Linked DNA regions of Mus musculus: region 1 is linked to region 2. A link is a loop called in an ENCODE intact Hi-C map of the cell type or tissue named here. Cell type or tissue: gastrocnemius. All regions are shown on one strand. Links, peaks and the distances in the headings refer to the core of each region. The heading gives the core; the rest is flanking DNA.

Region 1 (5,379 bases), core at 210-5,209, 230 kb before region 2:
AATCATGACTTCAGAGTCGACTTTGCCGGTACAAGAAAGCTCGACCCGAAACACTGTTAAAAGAAACAAGAGAAAACACTTTAGTGTCCTAAAGATTAGGATCAATGCTATACAACATTTTCATCTATTTCTGCTCAAATAAAATAAAGAAGCGCATCTAAATAAGCGGATCAGACAGGAGCTTCCGGAGACCCTGTCACCACCGCTCTGGACACCTGCATTTCCTTCACTGCAGATCCAGAGGACTGAAGCAGAGCACAGGACACAGATGAAGGGATAGTTACTTCCGAGCCTTCCTTGTGACTTTGTTTTTAATATCAGTTTGTTGTCTATGTTCTGCTTTCCAATGCACTGAATCTCAGGAATCACGAGGCAAACTGCTGAGCTTACCAGTCTCCCCAGCAACGGTAACAAAACTACACCACGGAAGGAAAGACTCTGCAGCACCAAATGCACCTGTGTATCGCTCCTAGCAACGTGAAGGGTATGAATGTCAAGAAGGCAGTGCTGACCACACCGTGTGGACTGCGGCCTGCAGGGCAGACATGAGCTACCCGGAATAAAGCATGCCATCATCGAATCCCAAGGAGGGAAAGCCTTTCCTGCTGTCTGGCTAAGAAAATGTAGGGAAACCAAAGCTGCACTGAACTGGGTGCCAGAGAGTTCCTGTTGGGCTTGAAGCCACACCATAACAGATGGCCAAAAATACACGTCAGCACACCACCAATAACAACTATATCCATAGTATGAGCAGACAGGTGCATGACATGTTTAGAAGTACTCCCTGTGGAGAATGTTTATGTCATATGTGTATTTAGTAACCACATTTAAAAACCGTATCAGGGCTGGAGAGATGGCTCAGTGGTTAAGAGCACTGACTGTCCTTCCGGAGGTCCTGAGTTCAATTCCCAACAACCACATGGTGGCTCACAACCATCTGTAATGGGATCCGATGCCCTCTTCTGGTGTGGCTGAAGATAGTAACAGTGTACTCATATACATAAAATAAATGAATCAATAAGTAAATAAATAAATCTTTAAAAAATAAAATAAAATAAAAATTGTACCATTCAAAAGCAGTACCTCTAGGAAATAAAGACATTGTTACTGGGGGAAATTATAATAAACCTATAAACAAAGCTAACATGTTCTTGGCTATGAATTAAAAACAACACTGCCCTTCTAAATAGGATTAGCTTCTAAAGGTATATCTAGGAATGTTAATGACAAAGTCGTAGATTTTAGAACATTTTGCCTTTTTAATTTATGATTCCTTTCTTACAAATTTCAAAGATATTTCACCATCTATGAGTAGTGGATCAGAGACTTTGATATTTCTGAAACTCTTGCTGACCCCCAAAAATTAACTTGCCTCCCAGCTCTGCTTAAAGCCTAGCTGAACTTGTGCCAATAATAATTGTGAATAAAACTGCCAGGAAAAGCCCTACAACATTCTTTAAAAATAAATAGACAATAAAGATGACAATAATAATTACACGTCTACTTCCCCAACCCCTGCCTCCCAACCCCCTGGGACCTTTGAGTTTGTCTGTGGGGCACTCTCTTGATTAATGATTGATGTGGGAGGGCCCGGTACTCAGTGAACTATCCTTGTAGGGATAGGATGGAGGCAGCTGAAAGCAGTATGCTAAGTCCGTCTTTCCTGGCTCACCTGATAAAGTGCGTGGGACCTCCCCTTGAGCAGAAATATTGACCTGGGGCATGCCCATAGCCACAAAGTTGTCTACTTGGAATCCCAGCTTATATTCAACCTGCAAAATGAAGAGAGATAAAACATTATACCCCTGACAACAGAAAAAGACTTCATTAGTAAGTTCATTAACTAAGCAGTATGAGAGCTATTCATGGGTGGAATAAAAATCCACTCCCAAAAAGATTCCAAGAGCAGTCCTTTAATTCTAGCAGTCAGCCGTGAGCAGTAGGTGGATCTCTGTGAGTTTGAGGCCAGTGTGGTTTATATAGTGAGTTCAGGATCAACCTGGGCTACAAAGTGAGACCCCGTCTCAAAAATAAATAAATAAAAATAATAAAACTGAAATCATACTAGGACTTTTCAGCCAGACAGAAATTCAACCTGAAGGCTACTGTCCATTTGGTACCTGGAACTGAACCACCCTTTCCCTTAAAATCAACAGTCTGGAAGGAAGCATTCAATCTCTCAGCTCATCACATCGCCATGGCTGCCACCAAGGGGCGCTAGAGAGCCATCACTAAGGTACCCTGGGCTTCCCAGCACTAAAACCTCAAGAGGATGCACTGACTGTAAGGTATGGCTGTTATCTCTGCACGAGGCCATAGCTTGGGGGGGGGGGGGGGGTGGTGCCTGAGACAGATCAGCATGGGATCTAGAACCAGGAGGCCACGTGACCTGCACAAATGAGCAACTTTTCCAAGCTGATGACACAACAGGCCCGTGACACTGGCTCGGGACCCCGGGGCCTCAGCAGCCTCTCCCACTGTCAAGCTGCACTCCTTTGTGGTCATCAGCCTCCTGCCAACCCCAGGGGTTTGCAGCAAACCCTCCTGAGCTGTCAGCACTGGTGGGATCGGTTTTGTTCCTGATGTGAGGAACCCCACTGGCTGCACAGCCTCTCATACTCTCATCTCCCTCATGATCTCCCTCAGTGTGGCTTTCCCCTCAGGCTCCTCCTCTTCTTGCTCATGTCTACTTTCTAGACCTGAGCACTGGGTCTGCACATGTGGTCAGTATCCCTGTCAGGCTCTAAGGCCCTCTCTAGACGTCCTGCGTGAAATCAGCCCCTCTACTCTGAAGCTCTCTTCTACTCAGTGCATGTCTCGGGCCACTCACATGTCACACACAAGACTCTACACAGGTTTCGAAGGCTGGCTCATTCCGTCTCCTCCCATCTTTCTGTTAACTCTGAAATTCAGTGTTCGTTCTGACATAGCACTCAACTTCTCTATGTCCAAAACAGATACAAAAATACCGTCCATTCCATCCAAGATGCCAGCACTGCCTCTGACCACCCACCTCTGGTCCCTGTAAAAGCAGTTCTTTGTGCTCACTACTCTAAGTCGGACAACATTTATGAGGCATGTTTATGAGCCGAGGGCTGCGCTAGTAGAGGGGGGAAAGCAGTGGTTAATTAAACTACTTCCTTCCTTCCCAGCACAGCCAGGATGCCGGGTTTCATGTTCCCACCGCCTGTGCCCCAGCCTGTGCCCCAGCAGGGACATCACTGACACAGTCATTCTGACACCTTCAGCTGGTTCACTCCTTCTTCTTCACACTTGGATGGCAGTGCCTGCAACCCCATGGCCCTTGGCTCAGCTTGCTGAGGAGATGATACACATGATGACCCCCCAGACCTGTGCTCAATGGCTGCTCCTCTTCAACCTCACCCGTGCTCCTCGCTGGTGCACCACACGCTACCTGCTCGGCTTCTTCACTTCCAGGAAGAACTCTTATTCCTTTCTGCATCAGGCTGACCTATCAGAACATTAACCCTCTGCACTCCAGTCCCAAGGATAAACATTTCAACTTGTCTCTCCCTCTCCTTTTCCTCCAACTACCTACTAGGCATACCCATCTGGTAACCTCAAAGGCTGAAGCTGTAGGGTTACCAGACAGAGTTGAGCTTACCTGATTGCCAAGCTCCTCTCACAGATCAACACAGGCGCCTCACTGGGATACTGTCTGTGGGTTCCTACATACATGGGGGAGCCTCCTCTCATAGGTAGGCAGGCACCCCACTGGGACAGTGTGTGTTCCTAGCTAACAGACATCCTGGAGCCAGGATTTCTCACCTGGGAAGTGAGTTACTTGATCCAGCTCCCCCTCCTGTCTCTGCCTCCTGCCAGGGAATCAAAGACCCCACTTCTATCACATGGGCTCGATGCCTCTCCCCAGACACCCTGCCAGGCCGTCCGTTTCTAGTGCCAGGGCCTGAGCTGTGCTTGAGGCCCACGTCATCTTGCTGACTCTGTCTGTCCATGGCATCAATGCTCTTCCAGAAGCTCCTTACCCCTCAGTGCCCCTCTTGGACATCTGCTCTAACCTTTCGGTCTCCTTTACAAAGTTCTGGCTATAAGCAGAGGAATAGCTGTCCGGGGACCAAAGCCAGGAAAGCAAAGAGAGGGCTCTGACGGCAGAGCTGAGGGAGAGCGGCAAGAGGAGTGGCAGGGCCATCTCAGTCTAAGCACGGGAGAGGGAGAAAGGGAGGAAATGATGTTGCAAGTGGCGGCAAAACAAGGAGCAGAGCACAGGCAGAGGTGGCTGAGGGAAGGACTGAGAGAATCAGCAGTGGCCCAGAGGAACCCACAACAAGAAGCATGGAAGCCTGCCCTTTGCCTAAGACTTCCTTTGGACGGATGAATGAACACGGAAGCATCAGAAGGCAGTTCCCCCCTCACACTGGTGTACTGAGGACAGCTGGGTTTTTTTGTTTTTTGGTTTTTTTTTTTAATGTAGTTTTTGGAGTCAGAGAAGAAAGTGCCAATCACTGGAATACAATTGTCTCTACTTTGGTGTGTACTGATCTGTAAGGAATGCCGTTTGTCAATCACCTTGGAAGAAAGAGATCTATTTAGAAAGTGCACCCCAGCCTTACCCTGCCCCCCACCCCAAAGCAAATCTGTGCAGCAGCTGTTTATCAGAAAATAAATGAGCCAAAATACTTCAGAAAAGTAACTAGAGAAAATATAAATATTTGAATAAGCTAAAAAATCAACATGTTTGGTATTTTTCCTTACTTGGAACGCATGGCTGTGTGAATAGGCAGACGACGAATAAAGCAGTCCCCTTCTGGAACACATCTAAAGTGAATGTGCTCGCCTACAGTCAACGGCCTTTTAATTTCTCTGAAATTGCCAGAACTGCCTTTCTCACAGCTACTTCACTCCACTGGGACACAGCAGGCTGGCCCCCAGAGGCAGCTGCTGGAGCTCTGACAAGCTCCCCGCAGAATCTCCTGGACGGAGACCAAGGGAGTGGGTGGTGGAGTCCTCTGCCACATCCTACTGAGCCTCTGCCTTTTGGCTGTCTAGCATATCTACTGACACTTAGCAGACACAGTTGCAAGTTTCTTCTTGAACACTGGGGAATGTTCTGGAACATACAAGAAACTAATTATCTGTTAAGACCGCCTAGTCGTCTACTCTTGTGAGAGAATCAATACCAGAGTTCTCCTCCCATCTTAAAATACAATTAACACATTCTCAACCACTCAGCGAGGCGCGCGTGACATAGATGTTAAGAAAAGACACACACAGCTCCAGCCGCTGAGGGAACTGAAATCTTTGGCAAGACCAGTCACGTAAACACTGGAGAACTCTACCAGCAAAAGCTCTGATGTGGGAACACTGATGTTAAAATGCCTGCAGTGTTCAAGTGATACA
Region 2 (5,379 bases), core at 142-5,141:
CTTACGTGGCCTCACACACTGCACTATCAGGCACGAACCCCACCTTCAGAGCTATACGTGCATTTCCCAGAGTGCTTTGTGTGGATCTGACGCTTGCTCGGAAGTTACTGACTACAGATAAGAGTTTTGACCCATGTCCCAGAACTTCTTTCAAGAACAGTGAGAAGAGTTTTTGGTTTTGTTTTTTATGAAAATAAACAATACTTTTCTAAATTTTGCAGCATTTATATGATTATCTGAAAAAAAATTACCCAAAGAGCTACGACTTTTTTCTGAAGGATAGCTGTGGAATTTCCTTCCTCAGCCTGTCAAATCTTGTCCCTGGAGGTGACCCTTGCCAGTAGGTTTGTTGTCTTTCCTTCCAGACTGCAGAAAACATATTTATGCAAATCATAGTCAGCTATGCCCGCACAAGCACCTATCAGCTTAGCACACACATCCAGCGCTGTTAAAACATGAATTTCAGAACATTTATGCAGGAAATAAAATCTGGATGCTTAACTTAAATGTTTATCATTCTTTAAGCGACAGTGGAGTTTTGAATGCATTTTTACTCTTTGATTCCAGAAGGCTGAGAGAAGTTGGCAGACTCCTCCTGGTCCCGAGGTCAGCAAGGGGTCAATTAGATCTTAAAACCAGAGGCTTTTCAGGCTGGAGCTGGAGCTCAGCCATATAGTCTTGCTGAGCATAATGGAAGGTCCTGGGTTCAACCCCCAGCACAGTTTCCTTAAGAGAGAGCTCAAACCCAGGTCTTCTGCCTTCTAAGTCGTTGCTGCTGAACCTCGCCATCTCCAAAATCTGGACGAGCTTAATATCGGATGCCTTTGAAGTGCCTGCTGCATTATATTAATAAGAAGCAATAGCTCAGGTTTCAGGTATTTGCCATGGGTCCCAATCTGTCCAAACCCATCACCTGCACTGCCCCATTTAACCTGAGACTCGTATGATATAGTAGTGTTGTCAACCTTCGCTTCACAGAGACCTGGGCTTAGCAAGGTAATATCGCCTGTGAGGGGATGCGCAGCTGGAGTGTTGCTTGGCTTTGGGTTTTGAACTCGAGTCCTTTGGTTTCAAGGTCTGTGCATATAGTTACCGTGCATACATTTTATGCATATATAATGTTAGATGAGCAACTATTAAGGGAGACAAATGAGCTGTGAATTTGATATAAAATGTATTGTTTCCACTCGGGAGGCAGAGGCAGGCGGATTTCTGAGTTTGAGGCCAGCCTGGTCTACAGAGTGAGTTCCAGGACAGCCAGGGCTACACAGAGAAACCCTGTCTTGAAAAAACAAAACAAAACAAAACAACAACAACAACAACAACAAAATGTATTATTTCAGAGACTTTGCAAAATGAAAGCAGAGAGGGGAAGAAGTTGAATGCTTCTAGATAAGAAGATAAATGCTAGTATTACAATAAATAAAAGAAGCAAGCGACAGAAAAAAACAAAACAAAACAGGTCACGGAGAGATGGCTGATTGATTGAGGATACAAAGTGAAAAGCCCAGGGGGTAGGGACCAGCCCTATCTGCTTCTGCCATGAGTGCCCTGAACCCAGCCCAAGGCTCAGGTGCCTTGGTGCCCTGTACTTGCACAAGTCCCTGACCTTCCCAGCTCTGGGGTAGCCCGGGTGAGAGCGGGATGGATGGAGGGTAGGTACATCTCCTAAAATCATCACAACCGTGAGACTAGAGTCTGGGAGGAGAGAGGCTGGGAACACCAGAGCCTTGAAAGAAGATGGATCAGACCATGAGGGGTCTCAGTCAAGGGCAAGCTCACTGGCGATTTGGCAGAAAGTCCTCCAGGGCCAGCACGGCTGCCACTTAATGAGTAGCATTTGGAAGGCAGGTGGAGTGGAAGCTGGGGACAGAACTGCCAGAAGAGCCAAGGCAAGACCAGAGTATGGGTGGAGGAAAGTCTTTTTTGCCCTCGGGTGGTGGCATCTCTATAAAGGGGGCCTGAGTCACCAGGGAAGACAGGGATGGGCTTTTACATCACCCTCTCTCATTTCCTCTCCAGTCATTTGGTATTTTTGAGCTCTCCACCCCTTTGTCCCCTTCTCCCGCCCCCAGCAAATCCAGCTAATGAGTGTGCGTGCGTGCATATTTTTCTGCATATGGACGATCAACTCCCAGAACAGCATTAGCTGAAAACAAAGGAAACTGCTACGATTTGGCCAAATTTGAGTCACAAAAATAGTTTTTGCATACGTTTAGCCAACTGAGAAAACAACCCAAAGAAAAATAGGCAGACAGTCTTTATACTACTGACCTACCAGTCATAGGCAGAGGAGTTGAACACTGTCCCCAGCTGTCATCGTGCTTTTCTTACCTTATTTGGGTCAAAGGGTCTACTCTGAGACAGGGCTACAGAAGGTTACATAGTCATTGGCTAAGAGCCTGGAAAAACTGCAGTAAGGACGTGCCCCGGAGTCACATGATTGATTACCTTGCCTCAAGTGCTCTTAGCTGTCCACTCACCTGTCTTGCTGGGCTTACAGAATCTCTGTACCTGCCCCTCACCCCACGGTCAATCAGGCAAGTCTTCCTGAGTTCATTCAGCTACCACCTTGGGAGATCTTGAGAGGACCCCCAAGCCCCCTGTGACAGCAAAGATGCTGGCCCTAGCTCTCCACTCTGCTTCTCTGGGACCTGCCTGCTTTTCTTGTGCTTTAAAGTCTGCTGATATAGAACCTTCAATGCCCACCCTGCCAATGTAGTGACATTTGAGTCACTCTCCAGTCAACATGGAGCGCTCTGACTGATGGCTGCCATGGATTAGCTAGCTACAGTTGGAAGCCATTGCAAGATGAAAACCTGGGTCCTTTTAACAAGCAATTGAAAGACTCAAGATCAGAGGGTGAAGCATTCATCTGAATGAATGCTTCTGAGAGTGCACACTCATGGAACCAGAGCTGGTTGGCTCAGAGGCCGAGGCAGGTTGGGGGTGTCCATCATCTGAGTCCCAGCTGCCCTTCTGGGCCAGCACCTCAGGACTTGCAGCTTCCGTTGGGTTGGTTCACTGAAGGACTACAGGACGGCTTAGGAACCAGACACAAATTTTTAAAAAGGAGTTGAGCGGCCCCTGCTGGTGATAAAGGGGCACTGATGACAAACTGAAAATGAGTGAAACCATGATTTTTTTTCTTTTGGTAGCAATTATCTTATTTTGGTAACTAAACAGTAATATTTACTGTTTTATGTATCTCAGGTCCCCTAATAAGAATGTTGTCAATTCTGTCTCTGTTCTATAAATTAGAAAAACATGAAAAATTTGAGAATTCTGGTGGGATTTTCTAGGGCATTGATGTGGCTTTTGGCAACGACATGGGTTTTGAGCTGTGACAGTCTAGGTTGGAAAGCCCTTACTATTTGAGTGACTTTTATAAGTCTCTTAACTTTTGACAAGCTAACATTAAATTTTAAGCTGTTATCTCCTATTCAAAGGACAATGACATCCAGCTAAAAAGAAAAGGCAGGGCTTGAGCCATGGAAGTGTTCCATCCACCCCAGCTGCCATTGTTGCGATACCATGAAGGGGTGGGTCTAAGATGGGCTTCAGATGATGGGCAGCTCCTGGCCTCTGGATGTTTCTCAGGGACAGAGATTGTATCTGCAGGCCTGTGTCTGGCTCAAGAGAATTCAGTTCTGGGTTATAAGACAAGGCTTACACTGCATGTGAGTCTCTTTAGAACCATACACGTACAATCCAGGGATCTCACTGCAGGGAATACTGTGCAGTGGGTAAGCCTGGACAAGTCCACCAGGAAAAGCTATCTCGACCTCCTCTACTTCCACCTTCGCCTCCACAGTCCAAGCCACCATCATCTTTTTCAGTGTAAAGCTCTTTTGTCTTTTACATTTCCTGTCTTAACTGAAATCCATCTACTGGGGTGACTTGCATTAAAAAACAAATAAACGACGACGACGACAACAACACAACAAAAACAACAAATAAAAGCTGGATGGTGGTGTCTCACACCTTTAATCCTAGCACTTGGGAGGCAGAGGCAGGCGATCTCTGTGAGTTCCAGGGCAGCCTGGTCTGCAGAGTTAGTTCCAGGACAGCCAGGGTTTATACAAAGAAAGTCTTGGAACAAAACAAAACAAAATGAAACAAACAAACAAAAAGCAAACCAAACCAAACAGATCAGGCAGTCCCCAGCTCTGATTAAGTCTTTCGATGACTCGGGAGATGTGGAGAAGCCCCTAGACCACCCAGGTTTCTTGCTGGCAACACCAGTTCCACTTTGAAGCTTTGTGTCATCTCTTGCTCGGTGGTCAACATTCACCCCTCACTGTTTTCCCTGGCCACTTGTATGTCAGGTGTTTGTTCAGAAAGCCAAGGCAGGTACAAGAAATGCCACACTTTCTTTAAAGTGAATGACATCTACTGGAATCTACTATGCTGTACTTCTTGGATGTCCCTTTCCCTGTTTTTTTTTTTTCACCCGTTCTCTGTATACTGGCTGCCAAAGATACACGTCCTCTGGAGTTCTGTGCTTATACTGTCTCGGGGAGACGGCTGGAAGGGAGAGCCAATAACTGACATTTTATAGCAGTACTTCTATCCCCAAGGCTTGATGCCGTGGAGTCTTTAGAAATTCTAAAAATTTATTTTTATGAGTGTCTTGCCTATTATGTATGCATATGCATCTCATGTGTGCAGCCCCCCCAGAGGCCAGAAGAGGGTAAGGAACCCCCTGGAACTGGAGTCACAGACAGGTATGAGCTGGTATGTGGGTGCCAAGAACGAGCAGGAAGTGCTCTTAACCACTTGAGCCATCTTTCCACCGCTGACAAATTTTTGTATAAATATTGTACTGACTACTGGCTTCACAGTGTTTTATATTTGAGGGGGCTCTGAGGTATGAGATGCCATTATTATTCTGAATAAAAGGAGTATTCCATTCACGCAGAGAACCTCTCCAGTGGTGCAAAGGCAATAACCACAGACGGAGAGCAGAGGTGACTAACAGCTAAGCAGGATTACAAGCACACACTACCATGGCACGAAGCCCAATTTTTACTGGAGTTGGGATCAAACTTAGGTCCTGACTAAGCCATCCCCTAATTCTTCAGAGATAACTTTTAAATCTGTACATTTATGCAATGTCTAAAAGTAGCTTGGGAATCTTAAGAATGCCAGTTATCAGAGAGTGGAGTATCTGCTCGGGGCATAGGCACCTACAGGCTAACGTCACTCAGAACACGTCTCAGGCATGGGAATGCGAGTCTGTGGCTCTCTTCATGCCTGGTTTCTGCTGCCTTTCCTGCTTGTATTCTCAACTACTCGTGCCAAAGTAGCTGGGCAGTATTAAACTTTGACAGAAGCAAAACTGGAGCCAAAGGCAAACGTTTAATCGACGGTGTTCAA

What was found. A loop is a pair of places that touch in the nucleus more often than their neighbours do. Peaks named below come from ENCODE experiments on the same cell type or tissue, not always from the same donor. Only the 100,000 strongest peaks of a DNase experiment are listed, where the experiment ranks them.
Region 1: a loop joins it to region 2, with 8 times the contacts of the local background. A loop is called at or near these places in 40 of 42 quality-filtered maps.

Annotation. Positions count from the first base shown.
Region 1 is chr9:102,863,948-102,869,326 of GRCm38, reverse strand. It overlaps Ryk (receptor-like tyrosine kinase), which reads right to left. Exons shown (of 15, transcript NM_013649.3): 3 at 1,673-1,772; 4 at 1-53. Among named protein-coding and RNA genes, the nearest start is that of Ryk, 32 kb to the right of the region's middle. In gastrocnemius, for the core only: a CTCF peak has its summit at 2,191 (motif pointing right); DNase peaks (open chromatin) are centred at 2,221, 3,877 and 4,940; H3K27ac peaks cover 2,752 bases.
Region 2 is chr9:102,634,390-102,639,768 of GRCm38, reverse strand. No RefSeq gene overlaps it. Among named protein-coding and RNA genes, the nearest start is that of Anapc13, 11 kb to the right of the region's middle. In gastrocnemius, for the core only: a CTCF peak has its summit at 3,101 (motif pointing left); a DNase peak (open chromatin) is centred at 3,028; H3K27ac peaks cover 279 bases.